Linked DNA regions of Mus musculus: region 2 is linked to region 1. The links are chromatin loops, found by intact Hi-C in ENCODE. Cell type or tissue: left cerebral cortex. All regions are shown on one strand. Links, peaks and the distances in the headings refer to the core of each region. The heading gives the core; the rest is flanking DNA.

Region 1 (10,040 bases), core at 1,089-9,088:
TCAGCATTTCTTGGACCCCAACACACATTTGATCCTTTTCTAAGAGGGTCTATCTAGCTCAGTAGCTGGGGCTGACCTCAGAGTGCCACTTTCTTGCTCAGCCCTCTGAGTCCTGACAATGGAGGCATGGATCACTGCGATGTCTGCTGTGAGAATGTCTCACTAGTGAGGTTAAAGGGACAGTTTGTGACACAAGAGGCTAGAGTCAACTTGTTGGTCTAAATTAACTTAAAAAAAAAATCTATGGCTTGAAGAATAGCTAAAAGGAGTTGTTAATTTATTTACTGGGAAGTTAGGAACAGATGAGATTAGCACCCTTCACTCTCTGGAAGGTTCTTAGCAGGGCGTCTGCTCTGAAGTCCTTGGCAGTGTTTTGCCCTCTGTTAGAGACAAGGCTTTTGTTTGCTTTAGGCCTCCATCATGGATTTGCTCTTAGTGTATGGTGGCATTTATAGTGTTCAGGAGAGCGGTCAGAGAGGCTGGGTACTTGTCTGCCTCGCCGGTCATTGCTCAGTATTAGCAGGAATCAGGCTGCCCAGTGCAGCTCACCCACCAGCAAGCCTCAACAGTCAGCAGGTAAATGATGAGGAGCGAGCGAGCGGTGCATAGCGAGTCCGTGGGATCTGGACAGCAGGCAGAGCCGAGCCTGGGAGAGAGCTGTAGAGGAGACTCACACTAGGACTTGAAATACTTGTCTACGCCAAGGAGGATTCTGCTCCCAGATTTCCATTGATTTGTACAAGGGGTCAGGTTTTCTGTTCATAGTAACGAGTCAGTAGGAGATCAGGAGACCTCTAGTGTCGTTTCTTGCCTCTGTGATTCCCTGTGCTAAACTCCCTAATCACTACGTGTGTTTTTAATAATATAAACAGGGCTGATGGTTAGAATCAGCTTAATTACAGCTTTTCTAGAATTCACAGGCTAGTGGTTTGACAGCTTTTCATTGAGTGGGTTGTGTGTGCCAGGAGTCACCTAGCCACTGAGAGTGATTTCTGTTGTGGCAATTCAGATGACTGGCTGCTTAGGAAAGTAGTTATGAACTCACTGGCGAGGCCAGTGACTCAGCACTCTGATCTTTCGGCAGCTCTGTGCATAAGAAGGAAAGTGGGCTCTAGCAGTGTTCGCACAGAGCTCAGAAAGCACCCAGGGGAAACCGGCAGCCACTTTGGTTTGCATCTTGTCTTTATTTCTTTAAAACCTGAAACTTCTTTAAACATTCTTTAATCTTTCATTCTAAAAAAAAAAAAAGCAATTTCAGAGTCAAAGCTAAGACAGGATGGCCTTTAATCAGTGTACGTTGGGGTTACAACAACTGGCTTCCTTCTCCTCTGACAGAAGCTAGTCAACTAGTCCTTTCATTTTAGTGCCTCTGGGTTTTGTGCCAGTATAAGGACTTGTATTAGGTTCCGTAGTTATATTTTTGGAGAGCATAAAAAAGCCTGGCCTTTGGAGGCTGGTGGTCCTGATTCAGACCCAGTTTATCTGCCACTCGTTGTTGTATGAAGGCCATGGCACTTGACACGGGAGAGTTGTTTGTCGGGGGAGTGTAATGTGATACTTGCTTTAATGAAAATGTTTTTACTAGAGTTGATGCAACTAAGATTTAGTATACTTGGCTGACGGTTGAAGATGGCTTTTAACTGTCGCCGTTTTCCAAGTGATTGCCCCCACCCCCAGCCCCCCAGCAGATGAAAAGTTTAAGTTTGTATCTGTTTGAAGACAGTACTCTCTTTGTTGTCAGTGATGCTAAGCCACTTTGCATCACAACTCAGCCTGAGTCAGACAGCCTGAGAGTAACAATGTTCACCCAGAGCCTCTGATGGCTCCTCACTAGGTAGCTGCCAGTACATTGGGTATGGAAGCTGGGGACTGATTCTACAATGTGCTAAGTGGAGACCAGGGGTGGCCCTGAAATAACCAGTGTGCTCAGCAGGGCATCAGCAGTGATTCTCTGGAGCATTAGTGGAGGGAAGCTCTGCTGGTCACCCTTCTGTGCATGTCAGTTGGTGTGGAGGCTCCAGTGTCTCTTCCGTGGCAGGGGAGGGCATGGCTGTGCTGATATGGGCGGGGCTGGGAGGCAAGCAAGAGCATGCAGTTGCACGTGTTAACTAACTCCAGCGAAGCTAGCTGAGGGATTCAAACTGTGCCTGTTTTTTAGGTGTGTGAAGAGTCTGGTCACCTTTACCAATATTGTTCCTGAGTGGCATCCACTCAATGCTGCCCATTTTGGTCCATGTAACAGCTGCAACAGTAAATCACAAATAAGAAAAATGGTGTTGGAAAGGTGAGTTTCCATTTACTTAAACATTTTTAGGAGACAGTGAAGATGCATGTACAGTTCCTCGTGTCGTGGGAAGGGAAGTAGTGAGCACCACTTACCCTTCAGAAGTTGGAGTGGACACTTACTTAGGGCCACCAGTTGCTTACCACTGTAAAAACTGAGGGTGGGCAAGCAGGACACAGTAGGCTTCAGGAGGGTGCTTAGTTTGTCTCTTGTAGTGTTTCTCTCATCCTGTTCCCTCTCCCATTGGGTGTACTTTTATGTGCATTTGTGTTTTACCTGCATGTATGTCTGTGTGAGGGTGTTAGAAGCCTGGAACTGGAGTTACAGACAGGTGTGAGCTGCTGTGTGGGTGCTGGGAACCGAACCCAGGTCCTCAGCAAGAACACTAAGTGCTCCTTACTGCTCAGCCATCTCTCCAGCCCCACCTGTGTGTCTTAATGTCTGTTTTCTTCCGGATGTCAATCAGCTTGCTGATACTTCATCGTCTTACAAGCTCCCTGCTGCTGGCTTCATTCTAAACTTCCTGCTGCTGGCCTAGGGTAGGCTCAGAGTTGCCATTCCGCTGACTCCTTGGCAAGCGCTGGGTCAGCTGTCTGTCTGTCTGCTGGGTCAGCTGTCTGTCTGTCTGCTGTAGGACTGGTGCTGCTAAGTGTGTGTACCTGGCCCTATCTGCTCAGGTGCTTGCATGTCCTTGCACTCTGAATGTAAATAGAACTCAGAGTAGATCTGCCCTTGTCGTTTCCCTCTGGTCAGATAGTGTACGTAGTAATAGAAGGTTTTGCTTTCCATTTGCTCTGTTTGCTGAACGGTTTAAAAGCTTAATACTCCCAACATGCAAATGCTTTAGGTCTGTGGGTCCGCCCCACACTGGCCTCTTTGAACTAGTAACTTTGCTGCTGACCTCCGTCCTTCCCTCCAGTTTCCTTTCCATAGCTCTTCTCTGGGCCTGCTACCTAGGCATATTCTCCAGACACGATCTCATCGCCTGGCCCTGGCCTCCCCCCTACGTTCCGCAGCATCTGTTGCATGTAAATACTGAATCTTGGAGGCTGTGGACAGATGAGCTGTCCACACAGTATGCCTGCCTGCTGTGTGGTGCTCAGCTCACCATTCCTCCGTTCTGCTGTGCTGGGTAAAGCTTCTCTCCCGTCTGTCTTTGTACTCTGCTGCTGTTGGGTTTGCTGTCCTCCTCCCTGTCAGCTATTAGCTTGCTTTGTCCCTGCTTCCTGGCTCTCAGAGTGTGAGTGAGGCGCTGCCTTACCCACAAATCTAGTCAGCTTGGCTGCCTGGGCCCAGGGTTTGAGATCTTCGTGTCAGGGCTTCTCTTCCTTAATACCGAGACAGGCAAAGGCAGCTGCAAGGCTGGCTGTTGTCCTGCACACACCTGTGCAGAAGCCTGAGCATCCTGGTGCTTATAAACAGCTTTCTGTCAAGGTGCAGGGGTTGACAATCCGCTAGATTTTATTATGTTGTTTGATCTGCTAATTGACAGCATTGTAACATAAATTTTTTTTTATAAAAGTTATAAAAGTTGTTGCTTTTGCTTACATAAAAGGTTCATGTTCTGATCAGAATGTGTTTCCATTAGATACAACTGTTTTTTAAATTTAAAAGGTCTTTTACATTTCAGTGGATTTGTTATTTTAATGAGCCAATTTTATAATTTGGACATTTCCTATTTTCATCAAAAGTAAATTGAATTTATGTAAAATTATACTTAAAATTTAAATGGCAAGGTATTTGTATAAGACTCTTACAGTTTTCACTCTGAAATTAATACAACTTGACTTGTTGGTATTTAGTATAGATTTTAGGGATAATGTAAGAGAATTTATCAGTTGGATGTGGTGGAACATGCCTCTATCCTAGTACGTAGCAAGCAGAGGAGAGCAGAACTTGTGAATTAAGACTGGTTTGGTCTACATAGTGAGTTCTCAAGCAGCCAGCATAGATAGATAGATGAATGATAGATCTATCATGAGACGCTAAACAAATAAATTCATCATGAGGCTGTGAGTAATTTAACCATATATCATTCTAAGATCTCACAATGTTACGAGTTCCCCCGGGGGCCTTGTCTCAGATTACCCGCATGTGTAATGCATGCCCACAGGGAAAATCTAGTGGTAAGTCATGCCTATTGCATCCAACTCTACCACTTCTCTTTAAGGAATTGTTGAGGAATTCTACTCTGAGGGTGTTGATGTGGACACTTGACGGTCTAGAGTCAGCTTTGAGTTATTGAAAAGAGCCTACAGTGCTTGCCATAGTCTCAGGAGGTCATACATGGTCCGGGCTGGCATTTGAAAAGGTTATTATATTTAACTTCAGTTTTAGCAGCTTCCTGATTGTTCTTGTTGTGTTGCAAGATAGTCTCATTATATAGTCTAGGCTAGTCTTGGAACTTAGAGTCCCTTGGCCTCAAACTCTAAGGACTGAGATAATGAGTGAGTTCCATGGTGTTAGGCACTGACAGTGAGTGCTGCTGGTGGTGCTGGTTTGCTTTGTTTTGTTTCTGGTGGTTTGGTTTGATTTGAGACAGGGTATGGGATCTCTATGTAGTTCTGGCTGGCAAAACAGGGTTTTGTTTTGTAGCTTAGGCTGGCCTGAAATTGTGTATGTAGCTTAGACTGGCCTCGGTCTCAAGATCCATTCATCTTGGCCTCCAGAATTCTGGGACTAGAAGCACAGCCTCATGGCCGAAGATTCTATTTCTCAATTAAAGTCTTTATTTCTTGGTAGAAAATGCTTTAAAGCTCCTTGAATTATCTCCAAAGAGCAGTTGTATCCCTTTGTGACACAGTTGGGCTTTCTGAAGATATGTTTCTTTATGCGTTCATGAGACTGTGGCTTCCAATCATTTGGCTTGCAGCTGATGTGATTTAGGCTTTTTATTTCTTATTATCAGAAAGATTGGAAATGACACATGAAGACTGTTAACTTACAAATGTTTATAGACCTTTTTTCCTGAAACTGATTATTACAGATGTACAAATTTGTAATTGTTAAATGTATATTGTCTAAGATTTGAGTTATTAGAGACGTTTTGATGAAAATCAAGTTTGTGATCCAGCTCTTAGTGTAAGGTGTGGCTGCCCCTGGTGGGTAGTTCTGCGTCTGTAGCTGGCTGTGGGAGTATTCTCTGTGCGTTTCCTGAGATGCTTGCATCCTTCCAAGAGAAAAGCAGCTCTCTGTGAATTAGAAGCAACAAGGGGTGGAGGATACACATTATGCTACTGTTTGTATTTGTGTGTGTGTTTAAAACAAACTCTGCCTGTTGAGGTATGCCAGCAGAGGAGGCTGTCGTGAGGTTGGATGTGTGAAGCCTGGGGAGTTAGTTTGTCTTTTAGAACTTCCCTAGTTATGGGGAGTAGAACAGGTGAGGGGCAAAGCCCAGGACCACAGCCTGTTCAGCACCTGTGAGGCCCAGGAATAGGAGGACGTTCTGAGCATTCACCGGCTTGGCTGAAGTGGGCTGAACCAAACCTTGCAATGAACGTCGAGATTGTCTGGCATGTCCCTTTCCATTAGGCCGTAGAGAGCTGAGGTGTGTCTGTCAGCCTCTGCACAGGGGCTTGCATAGAATCTGTGGAGTCTGGTCTTTCCCCTCTTTATGAGATTTCAGAACAGCTTGGGAGGCATCTGTTTGCATCAGCTGGACTGTGAGCATCGCTGCAGCTCAGACTGCAGGTGGAGTTCATCTTGGCCCATTCCTTTGACTCATTTACCAGGGACTGCTCTAGAAGCCTTAGGATATATAAAAAGAGTGAGGTCTGACAGGCTCTGTCTCATGTATTATGGAATTCTTGCTCATATGTAGTTCCTAAACTTTTTATGTGCACTCGCGTGAAGGGAAGACACAGATTTCTAGTGTAGACTCATGAGATTTTAGGTAAGTAGATGTGTGAGGCCCAGGAAGCTAAATACAAGACGTCTGTATTCAAATATCTTATTAGTAATGGAAAGGCCATAGCCTAAGGCCTGCCTGTTGAGCTGTGAGAACCTATATTTTACTGTGGATCAGCTGAAAGACAGATATGTCATATCCTCACAGTTGGAAGAGTGTACTTTACTGGCATATTTTATGAACAGTAACATCTTGGAATTGGTAAATTAAGTCAGATTTTAAACCCAGGACAAAGAATGAGGTGATAAAAACAGTTTACAGAACTTTCAGGACTTAATTGCCGTTTAATAAGAAATGGACAGGGTGTAATTGACAGATCACTCCTGTCAGAATAATCTCACTCGAATCTGGACATTGATTTGAGTTCATTTTCAACTGAATAAATTTTGATAAGCTAAGTAAGTTTTGACATCTGTTTAAATATTAGGAGAAGGAATAACCACCATTTCTTAAACCCCAAGAGCTTTGTTATTTTAGGCCTATCCGTAGGTTTGTTTCTACTTTGACATGTTACTGTAATAGTGAAGCGTATTTTTGAAATTATGAGCATCTCATTGTTTATAATAAATCCACTAGTGCACTTTATTTTTTTAGGATTTATTTATTTATTTTATGTATATGAGAACACTGTAGCTGTACAGATGGTTGTGAGCTTTCATGTGGTTGCTAGGAATTGAATTTAGGACTCTGCTCTCTCCAGTCGGCTCTGGTCAGCCCCACTCGCTCAGTCCCTGTTCGCTCCGGCCCAAATATTTATTTATTATTATAAATAAGTACACTGTAGCTGATTTCACACACAACAGAAGAGGGCGTCAGATTTCATTACAGATGGTTGTGAGTCATCATGTGGTTGCTGGAAATAGAACTCAGGACCTCTGGAAGAGCAGTCAGTACTCTTAACCGCTGAGCCATCTCTCCAGTCCCCCATGCACTTTATTTATTAAGTTTTTTTTTTAAGTACAAATTTGAATTTATTGGGTCCCCTAATTTCTTGAGATGAACTTAGTGTCTGAATATCTTAGGCATAAGGTTTGCTCTTGCTTTTGCCACTTGACAGAGTGATTGATGTGGACACCTGACAGCAGAGGAGCTCCTCAAGGGCTGGGCTTCTCTCTTCAGAGCTCTGCAGCATAGTTCTCTGGCAGCAAGTTTTGTTTAAGGGTCTTTGTCAGTCCTGTTGCACAGTGGCTCCCAGCTGCTGGCCACCGCTTCAAAGGCTTTAGTGTCACATGCTCTATAGAGCCACTTTCCCTTTCTAATCACGGCACACAGCTGGGGCCACCGTGTCCCTCAACGGAGCCGTGGCATGAAATTGATTTGACTTGTGCCTCCTTTCCACAGAGCGTCGCCCATACTCATGCTGCACTTCGTGGAGGGCTTACCAAGGAGGGATTTGCAACACTATGCCTTCCACTTTGAAGGAAGCCTTTATCAAGTCACGTCGGTAATACAGTACCAAGCAAATAACCATTTTATAACATGGTTTTTAGATGCTGATGGTAAGTGTCTAAACGTTTTCTTTTATGATACTGCACATGAGAAATAGAGCCTTGTGGGGTTTGCTTTGGTTTAAAGACAGATTTCATCTGGACTTTTTCCCCCTTTCTTCTGTATTCTTACTTTTGACTTTAATTCCTGCGCCCACCCCTGTTCCTCTTTCTTAACCGTGGTGTTTTGTGTGTCCTTCCTGACTGCGATGTGTGTCTGAAGGGTGTGTGCACTTACTCCTTGTTTGTTGTCTCTCTTTCATTTGTTTTGTAGACTCTTTTTCACTATGCATCCCAACCGTTTTTTTGTTTTGTTTTGTTTTGTTTTTCTAACTTACCATCAACAGAGCTCTGGTACCCATGGCATCTGGATCATCCACTGAATTTGTTTATGTTGCCTATTTTTCTTCCTTATTATATACCTTCTATGCAAGGATGGAGGATTTGTTAATTGAGCAAACCTACAATAGTGTACTGTTACCCAAAGGCCATACATGATTCACATGAGCTATACAATGTGTGTCCACTGGTGAGTATGTGAAGGGGCCAACATTTATCCACCATTGTAGCACCATACAGAGTAGTTTCACTACCCTAAAAGCACTACTGTCCTCCACCTCCGCCCTTCCCTTCATATATGTTCATGTATATTCACCACCTAAGGAGAAGATGTCTTGGGAGCTGGGAAAATGGACAATTGTTTGCCGTCCCACAGGAGTACCTAATTTATTCCGAAAGCCCGCATACAGAAAGTTGGACGTGGTGCACAGTTGTAATCCCAGAGATCCCTGCAGCTTGCTGGCCATCCAGCCTATCACTCTTGGCAAATGGGAGAGCCTTTCTTCAAAGTAAAGGTGGACAGTGTTAAGGAATGCAACCTGAGTCTGGCTTCTGGTCTGTACTCTCCTAAACACAAAACAAAGAAAGACCATCTTGATTGATTGTTTCCCTGTAGGCAAATATGAGGAACAATGCTCTTGTTTCCACATAAACTTTGTAGTCCGTTTGTTATAAATACTAAGGACTTTGGTTGCTAGGTCAAGGCAGCGTTTTAGTTTTGTGACTGGCAGTTGCTACTGTCCCCATTAGTGCTCACATTAGTGCTCACATTAGTGCTCACATTAGTGCTCACATTAGTGCTCACATTAGTGCTCACATTAGTGCTCACATTAGTGCTCACATTAGTGCTCACATTAGTGCTCACATTAGTGCTCACATTAGTGCTCACATTAGTGCTCACATTTGATGGTGGTAGAGACTTTGGCTGTTCCAATACATGTGTGTCTCTTTGTACATGCGTGCATGTGTGCCTGTACTCCATTAATTATGCATAACTGGTTTTCTTTGTGACAGTTTTGCCTGTATACAATGTGCTTTGACTGTGTTTGTCCCTGCCCACGACCCCAACACTCACCTCCCTTTCTACCCCTTGCTGGTCATGGTCCACTTCACTGGTAGTATTTTAATCTTGTTTTAATGTTTTGCCTTTAAGGAATTAAAAAAAAATCTGTTGGACCTTAGACCTCTATTTGTCCTTAGTCACTATTGTGATACCTTAGAAACTGACTAGTAGTACATAGCATCTAAAGTGGTCTGAAACCCAGCTACAGAAAGGACCTTGTCCATTCCGACCTCCCTCCCCGAGTCTCAGAATTATCTCTAATGGGACCTTTCAGTTTTAAGGGGAAATGGTTTTGTTTTTCATATTTTTTATTGGTTATTTTTATTTACTTACATTTTAAATGTTATCTACCTTCCCAGTTTCCCCTCCACAAACCCCCTCTCCTCTCCCCTCACCCCACGCCTCTATGAGGGTGCTCCCCCACCCGCCTACCCACTCTCACCTCAGGGCCCTAGCATTCCCCTACGCAGGGTCATCAAGCCTCCACAGGACCAAGGGCCTCTTCTCCCATTGATACCGGACAAGGCCATCCTCTTCTACATATCTAGCTGGAGCCATGGGTCCCCCCATGTCTACTCTGTGGTTTGTGGCTTAGTTCCTGGGAGCTTTGGGGGAGGTCTGGTTGGTTATTGTCCTTCTGTTTCTTTCAGTTCTTTCAGTCCTAGTCCTAACTCCTCCATTGGAGTCCCCATGCTTAGTTCGATGTATGGTTGTGTGCATCCACATCTGTATTGGCCAGGCTCTGACAGAGCCTCTCTGGGGACAGCTATAATATGGGTGCTGTTTTGAAGGTGTCTCTAAGAAGACTGTAATAGTGTAAGAGAGCTGTAGGTTGTGATTATCTCCACTGCCTGCTGTAACCATGGTATCTAAAATGGGGACAGAGAGTGTCTGTGCAGTGGGCATGATCATACTTGGCACCATGCTTCCTCAGTTCAGCACGTCTGATTCCATAGACAG
Region 2 (8,000 bases), core at 1-8,000, 420 kb after region 1:
TCGAACAACAGGGTCTTGATCAAGACTTCTTTTAGCCTGAGCATTCATGACATTATTCATCCACTCCATCACCTCATTAACAGACTTCTCAACCTTCTTCATTTCTGATTCATCAATGTGGTTGTATTTCTCATCCTGGATAGAAAATACACAAGACACTCTAGAGAATATTGAGAGCTACATCTATCTACTCAGACCCACTTTCCCTAAGTTCAAGTCTACCATCGTCCCAAACACCGACAGTTCCTCACTAAGCAACATTTATTCAGCAAGGATCCTAGGCCACATGTTGGCTAAGTCAGGTCACTCCCTGGGATGAGAGCATCACCCACCTTGCCTCTGAAGTCCGCTGCAATCTTGGCATAGTGCTGCAGGCGCTGCCCCAGCTCCTCCAACACTTTCGGTCGTTCCTCAGCTTCTTGAAATCTGACTTTAACAGGAGTGCCCATTTTCTAAAACAGAATAGGGTAAATCGCCAGACTTACACTTTAGTAAACACCTATGGCTTGACGTGCAAGCTGAATCATTTAGGGAGAACAGGACTTACCATCAGCTCTTCCAACTTGTCAATGTATGCCTGCTTAGCCTGGTCCTCCCCTTCCTCATACAGCCAGTCTTCCGTCTCTGTTAGAAGCCTCAAGAACTTCTCATGTTCCTTTACAGAAAGGACAACAATTAGTGGCAGTCAGTCTATTTATTTCAGAGGTTCTTACCCCAGGCACGCATTTCCGCAGTGACCCCAGGTAGTTCAGGGGAAGTCACTGGCTTCTCCCTTCACATTAACTACGGTCCTGTGACCTCACTACAGACACTGGGATCATGGTCTTACACAATTTCAGCACAACACTTCTGACTCATAATGCTGTACTCAAGAAACCCAGCTCCAGGTCATCTATACACCCAATGCTTGGGTCACAGAGGGCAACTGTGTCCCCAACTCCAAAGCAATCATCTCAGTTATGGCAGGCACAGGTGGCAACCAAAGCCCAGTGCAGCACAGCCCGGGGGTCGGGTCGGGTCGGGTCGGGCTAGAGGGTCCTAACCCAAGTCTAAGCCACTCCCTACGCCGTACCAGGCTCCAGGCTGCCGTCCAGTCGCCTTCCCACAGTCGTGCTTCTGGATTTACCCAGAGCTTCACATGAGGAAGGAAAGGGACAGTGCTGCGACAGTGCTGCTGAGTGACACTGTAGTGGTGTCACACGGCGAGGCGAGAGAGTAACAGACAGTTGCCTGACAACATCAGCACAGAGGCACAAGGATCCCTATTTCTCTTTATGTCCCCCATGTCACAGACTCCAGAGCAGATGTTTCTGGTCTCCCCCTGGATGGTGACCACTGCTGGAAAGACATGCAGCACTCACGGCAGGTGAGCCTCCCTAGGGTCCTGCTCATTTTATTCTCACCTGACTCCAGTGAGCACAGGCAGAGCGACTACTAAGCCCCGCTAGCAGAGCCAGATGTACCTGCTCACATATGAATTTCTCATATGGTCCACATAGCTTGTCCCTGAACTCATATACACACTCCTCCACGGCGTTCTTGGCGTCGTTCCGCTCCTTCTCCAGCTTGTCTTGCATGATCATCTTGCCCTGTCAGGAAAGAGGTTAGTCAACATTCAGAGATCCAAACCACACCTCAACAAGTGAAGATTATAGAAAGACCAGCTCACTCTATACCTCATAAAACTTTTTCTTCAAAACCTCATGGTCCTTAGATTCATATACACATGTGGACACTGCTTTCTTATACTGTTAGGCCACACCATATTTCATCACACTCTTACATTTAAATAATGAGGACTTTTTATTATACTTCTAAATTCAGTGCGCATCTCAGGAACAGTGGACCTTGATTGCCCTCAGTCTCTTGATTGTGTGTGGCCTGCTTCCCACAGTGCCTGTGCAAGGAATCACTTCAGAGGAACACAACAATTCTCAGCCACACACAACATAACTCCCTATACAGATCTCACATACAAAGCCCAGCCAACTCCACTGAATTAAGCAGACAGATCCATCCTTTTGCCTTTATCTCTGAAATAATTTAAAACTTAACACCCGGTGAGGAATTAGTCACTTATCCCTGCGGCATGCAGAAACAACCAAACAGAAGTATGTAAGAAGAGCACTTACCTCTGTCTCAATATACATGTTAAGAAGGTCTCTCCCTAACTGCCATACCAAGTTGGCTTCTACAGGCAGCTCAACATTTACCACCTTTATTTTAGGTTTCTTGGCTTCTGGAGGCTGATCAACTTTCTTTTCATTTGCCTTAAGGGTTAAGAAAAAGAAATTATCTTAATGTTTAGAAAACAAAAACCTACCATATTTACTGATGATCTCTCTTTACTCTCGGACTCTCACTCTGATGCTGGAACTATCAGTGTCTACACCCACCTTGGACCTTGGACTACGGCAGTAACTCAGTGTGTCGTCTTTTTGCATCAGCTCACCATCATCTTCTCTAGTCACATTAATCTTTGGTCTTTTCCAAATCCCTTTAAACTCAAAACTAACTTATCTGCTTTTCTAGTATAGAATCTTCGAGTAACAACTCCACATAACCTCAGACCAACACTAGAGATATCAGACTTTATTCAGGTCCCAGGCAGTACCCACTCCAGTTAGGACGAGTGCTCTCAAGAGCGCCTGCCCACCTCCTACAATGCTTATTTCTCTGCTTATTAAGTGCAGAGGTACCACCTGCCTTTCAGCCATATCATTTCTCATTTGGGAATTCGAAGACAGCCAGGTACAGTTGTCATGCCCGTCACCGCAGCACTCAGAAGTCTGCAGCTACGTGTTTGAAGCCAGCTTGGGCCACATAAAGAGATGGAAGGGTCTTATGACAGCAAACAGGATGATGTGGCAAGTGACAAGAGTATCCCCAATCCAGAAAGCTCTTAGATCTGAATCTGATGCTGGTATGTACCCGCCATGTATAGAAAACGCCACAGATGACTGCACGTGATAGGTAGGTCACAGCTAAAACACAAACACCCCAAAAACACTGCAGAAAACTGGCTTCAGGCTTCACAAGGAGTATAGAAAACATCCTAACCTTAAAATGTGTCATTGTGAATGTGACTACTTACTAAAAAGAAGACACCAGCAAATATTTTGGATTTCAAGTTATATAAATACAAAGCTGGAGAGGTATCTGCTTTGGCCTTTAATTTTTCAACATCCTTGACTTCTCAGGCTCTTGTCCCACGTCCTGCTCCAACTGATACACAGCTGAGGAGACTCAGGTGCAGTTTACTGAGGATGAGCAAGGCGTGCAGCTCACCCCAGCAGGACTGCCTCGGCTAGCGTGTCACTACGGGAAGACCTGTGACATCCCACCAATCCTTGCCTCTCTCTGGGAACTGGAGCTACAAGCTGCAGGGACTATGAAGACACACGTGCAGTGAGTGTGCCAAAGATACATACAGACTGCAGTGGACGGTGCAGTCAGCTACCGTGCCAAAGCATCACAGCCTGAACCACAGAGAAAGATAAACCCGCTGTCTAGCAAGACACAGGCGTGCAACTCAAACTCCAGGAACAAAATTCCGCTAATCCCTGACCAAACCAACCAACACGAGCACAACGCAGCACTCAATACAGATGAGCAACCCGCCAATGCTGGAGTGACCGTCCCTCACTGTATGAAGGTGTGTCCCGGCATTTCAGTAGCTGGTTGCCGTACCAGCAGAGAGACCAGTGCTGTCAGGACGTTGGTACTGTCATTTCTATGGCCCATCACCAGTTTTCTATTTGTAAACGCTGGTCCTTCCTCGACTGGCCAGAAGATGAAGGCAGGCCAGGCAGCAGCCCTCAATTCATAAAGGCAACCTGAAACGGAGTGGGCATGGTCTCCCTGCTGATTGGTTTACACTGGAATGTGGCTTTCTGTATAATAAAGAACTGACAGCCTAGAGCTGGGGCAGGAAATGAGGGAGCAGCACTCCTGGGGTGAGCAGCAGACAGCGGAGGGAGTGGGAGGGAATGGAGCGGTAGGTAGGCAGTGAGAACCTCGTGGGGAGACAGGATGGCCACTGAGAGATGGACTGCCCCAGCAAAAGGCCGACAGCTTTAAACTATACAGAAGTCTCCATCCACAGCTTAATTATGTGACAAGCAGGATCCTTGAAAGCCCGGCAATATTCCAAGAAGTGTTTAAGGGCAAAAACCCAATGTCATTTTCTAGAAAGGAACGAAAATGATCTGCAGAAGCCTGTAGACATTTTGCCCTAAATCAAAGGGAATGTTGTTGAAATGTGAGGACCCATTTTCCAAATAAATACTATCACCTCGACTCTTTTCTAAGAAGAAAAAAAAATACACTAAGGGCCACAAGATTAATCAGGACAGAGGAAAATAAAAACCTGGCAGAAAATCCATTCCAACCTCCAGCTTCCCTTCTGTAACTTGCCCGAGTGAAGAAGGTAAGGTATTCTGAGAATTCGAGAGGAAGCCAGACTCTGAAGGACAGTTAATCATTTATTCACAGCGTGCAGAGACTGAACGCTGAAATACAGCTCAGGCTAGAAACAGGCTTCTCACTGTCAACCTCATCACCGGCTTTAAAGGTCTGATTACAATCTGGCATTATCTCAAAGAGCACAATAGCTTTATTTAGCTTCCAATATTAGAATAATCACTTGGGAATATAGATATTACCAGACCATTAAAATTAATTCAAAATTGACAGATTATTTGAAAAAAGGAGAAGTTTACTATACTCCTAAAGCCTGAGTATTAAGCACTGGGATGCATCTTTCTGCCTCTGTCCTTTAGAACACATCAAACCTTTGCCTTTGGCTCTTGTCTTAGAGTGGCAGTTATTAAGAGAAGCTTTGGGCTCTAAAGGAGAGCAATGGTTCCCTGCTTAAGTTTGAACACTCCTTCTAGCAGGTTTTTAGCTGAGTAACACATGTAGAAAAGGAACAGAGAAAAACCCTACAGCCCCATAAGATCACCGGATCCCTCTCGAAAGCACAGGGTTAAACCACCAACCACCACACACTGCAACACCGGCTAATGCAATGAACTGGAAGAGTCACTCACTTTGTCAGCATCTGGGGTTTTGCTTTCTTCTGAGGTAAGTTCAGGTGAAGGGGGAGACTGTGAGGTTTGTTGACCATCAGTTTGTACCTGGGGCTGTGTTCCAGCTTCACTGTTGTCTTGCTGGATATTTTTCTGAAATGAAAGCCCAGGCACAAAGGATGTAGAAAGCAGGTGTACTTGTATGAATTTCAAATTATAGGGCACCAAAGACAGTACTCTCAATTTCCAAAATCTTAATAGGTGGGCAGAAAAGAAAAGGTACCAGATAAAAATAAGTACATGAAACTTCAGACATTTCAAACCTGTAAATAATTTATAAATGATGTGCTACGGTTAGTTATATAAGACATGAGGGCTCTGATGAGTGACAATCCAGAGCTCCTCTTGAAGAACCTTTCACCTAGCCCTGAACAGATGCTCACAAGCACAGAACACGGGATTCTAGCCCAGGCTCTTTCCAAATCAAATGTCTGAACTCGAGCAGCAGCAGCATGTACCTTGGTGGTTATCATTCCAGAGTTACAGAAAATGACCACTGCTTAGTCATTCCACGGCTTCTCATTCCATGACTCAGCAATCTTACCTCAAAGGACCTCAGCACCAAGAATCAACAATACCCACTAACAACCTTGCTTAAAAATATATGGCTTAAAAACAAAAGGGAAAGGAAATTATCCCTGAAGGCTCTTCAGTAGCCCCCAGTCCCCAGCAAATGTGTGCCTGCTATCACCTTTCTCCGTGCTAGACGAGGAAGGCTGAACTGCTCTGAGATAAGCACATCCTGCCCACCCTTTAAGACTTCACACACATTTCCTCCCACAGCTTCTAGTCCTAAGGCAGACACTGAAGGCTCCAGGACCTAGCACTAGCCACTCTGTGAACGGTGCCCAGATGAGAACAAACCTAAGGTTCATATGATGCTAAAGCTCCTTCAGTATTTGAGATCTGTGAACACCAAGCCCTTACACCAGCACTGCCTTGCCTGCCTCTTGCTCTAAGCCATTCTTCCCTGCCCCCAGAAATCAACTGCAAGCCTAAGCTGAGGAAATAAGCAGTCACAACTCCACCATTACTGTGCGATTTCTCTTTTCGCCCTCCCAACCCAGAAAATTATGTTAATAAAAACAAGTCCTGGACTGAACACCAGTGCCAATTTTTGCTGTACATTGAAAAGGAATCAAAATTGACTTTCCTATTTCAATTGTTATAGCTGCTTTTAACCAGTTAGCATCTGACCTAACATATATCCTTAAGAATGAAAAGACAAAAAAAAAAGCAACCTTTTCTACTTTGCTCACATACCAGTTTCTTCAAACGGGATTATGCACCTGTTACAATACACAGAGTTCTTATATCCTGCCATTACAATCGGAAGAACTAATTATCATCACACAAAATCCTGATCAATGTTATGTAATTGAAAAAAAAATTAACAGCTACCCTCCTACAGCTTAGAATGAAGTCAATTCTACTTTTGAATGTGACAATTGCTCTAGCAACTTACATCCACATCCGAGCTTTCTGTTGGCCTCTGGTTTGGACATTCCATGTCTGCCTCGAGAGAGGAGCCATCCTCTTCCTCGGTCGGGACCTTCTCCACCATGGAAGCCGTGGAGATGGTGAAGATGCCATGTGTGTTCACACGCACTTTGACCTTCACTCTCGACTTCTCTCCATCTTTCTGTGCAGAAACATTCTGAACAACAAAACGGCCTAGAGCAAAAAGGAACTGCCAGTTTAGAGATGGACTTTTTTTTTTTTTTTTTTTTTTTTTTGTTTTTTGAGACAGGGTTTCTCTGTATAGCCCTGGCTGTCCTTGAACTCAGAAATCCGCCTGCCTCTGCCTGAGATGGACTTTTTATTTCTATAAAGATTGCCAAGAAAATACAAAGGCTAAGAAACCAAATGAGAAAGAAGTGTCCCTCCAAAACTGTTTCCCCACCCCAACCAACTTCCTGTCCCTGGGAGGCACTTGGGAATCTATTAGCAATTCACACGGACATCCTAACATTCATTAAACCTTTTTGGGAGGCAGAGGCAGGTGGATTTCTGAGTTTGAGGCCAGCCTGGTCTAAGGAGTAAGTTACAGGACAGCCAGAGCTACACAGAGAAACCTTGTCTCAAAAAACTAAAAAGAAAAGAAAAAAAAGAAAAAAGAAAGAAAGAAAATCTACGAGCAAATCTACAGAAGAAAGCAAGAACAGGCTACACTCCCAGTCTTTTAAGAACCACTGATCTTCTGATTGAATAATGGAAACTGCTGATGTCATGTTTTAAATAGGGAACAAGAGCTGAAGCTCACATCAACACCTGCAGTGCTACGGTAGCACTACAGCCTTGCAGAGTAATGACTAAGAACAGTCTGAATGCTACTATCATCTGGTCTTCTAGAAACCGGATTCTCAACCTGGGAGCCCAGACCCTTTACAGGGTTACCTAACACCACTGGCAAACAGGGGCATTTACAATTGTTAACAGTAGCAAAGAACTAATTATATGGTGGGGGGATCACAACATGGCCATAACCAACTGTACTAATGGGGCACAACGCTAGGATGGTTGAGAAGTCCTGTTCTGGAGCCACTGTTTATAACAAGTGCTTACTGCAGAGCCTGGTACCAAGCTACCCACCACTAACTAAGCCTCTTGAGGGCTGCTGACCTGGTTCCGCAGGTAAAGCGCTTGCTATAAGATGCTCAATTCTCGAACCTTTTTCCTCTGTGGATGGAAATCTACCCAACTCCAATCCTGGGACCCACAGTGCAAGCACAAAACCAACTTCCAAAAGTTGTCCTATGACATCCATATAGCCACTCACACAATATTCTGAAAAGAGATACTTTGCCAGGCACGGCAGCACATGCCTTTAATAAGAGCACTCAAGAATATATACCAATCTCCAAGACATTCAGGACTCATGGATAGAACCTCCCCCACGTACGTATTTTG

What was found. Hi-C counts contacts between places; a loop is a spot of excess contacts. Peaks named below come from ENCODE experiments on the same cell type or tissue, not always from the same donor. Only the 100,000 strongest peaks of a DNase experiment are listed, where the experiment ranks them.
Region 2: it touches region 1 in a loop (5-fold over the local background); 3 of 42 quality-filtered maps call a loop at or near these places.

Annotation. Positions count from the first base shown.
Region 1 is chr5:149,202,111-149,212,150 of GRCm38, forward strand. Uspl1 (ubiquitin specific peptidase like 1) reads left to right here. Exons shown (of 9, transcript NM_001115149.1): 7 at 2,159-2,284; 8 at 7,533-7,690. Among named protein-coding and RNA genes, the nearest start is that of 2310047D07Rik, 22 kb to the right of the region's middle. In left cerebral cortex, for the core only: a CTCF peak has its summit at 5,378; DNase peaks (open chromatin) are centred at 3,395, 5,428 and 6,015.
Region 2 is chr5:149,618,414-149,626,413 of GRCm38, forward strand. Hsph1 (heat shock 105kDa/110kDa protein 1) reads right to left here. Exons shown (of 18, transcript NM_013559.2): 11 at 6,556-6,764; 12 at 5,052-5,183; 13 at 2,133-2,270; 14 at 1,464-1,589; 15 at 548-655; 16 at 333-452; 17 at 1-135. Among named protein-coding and RNA genes, the nearest start is that of Hsph1, 14 kb to the right of the region's middle. In left cerebral cortex, for the core only: no CTCF peak of the experiment used is centred there; DNase peaks (open chromatin) are centred at 3,984, 5,617 and 5,882; H3K27ac peaks cover 417 bases.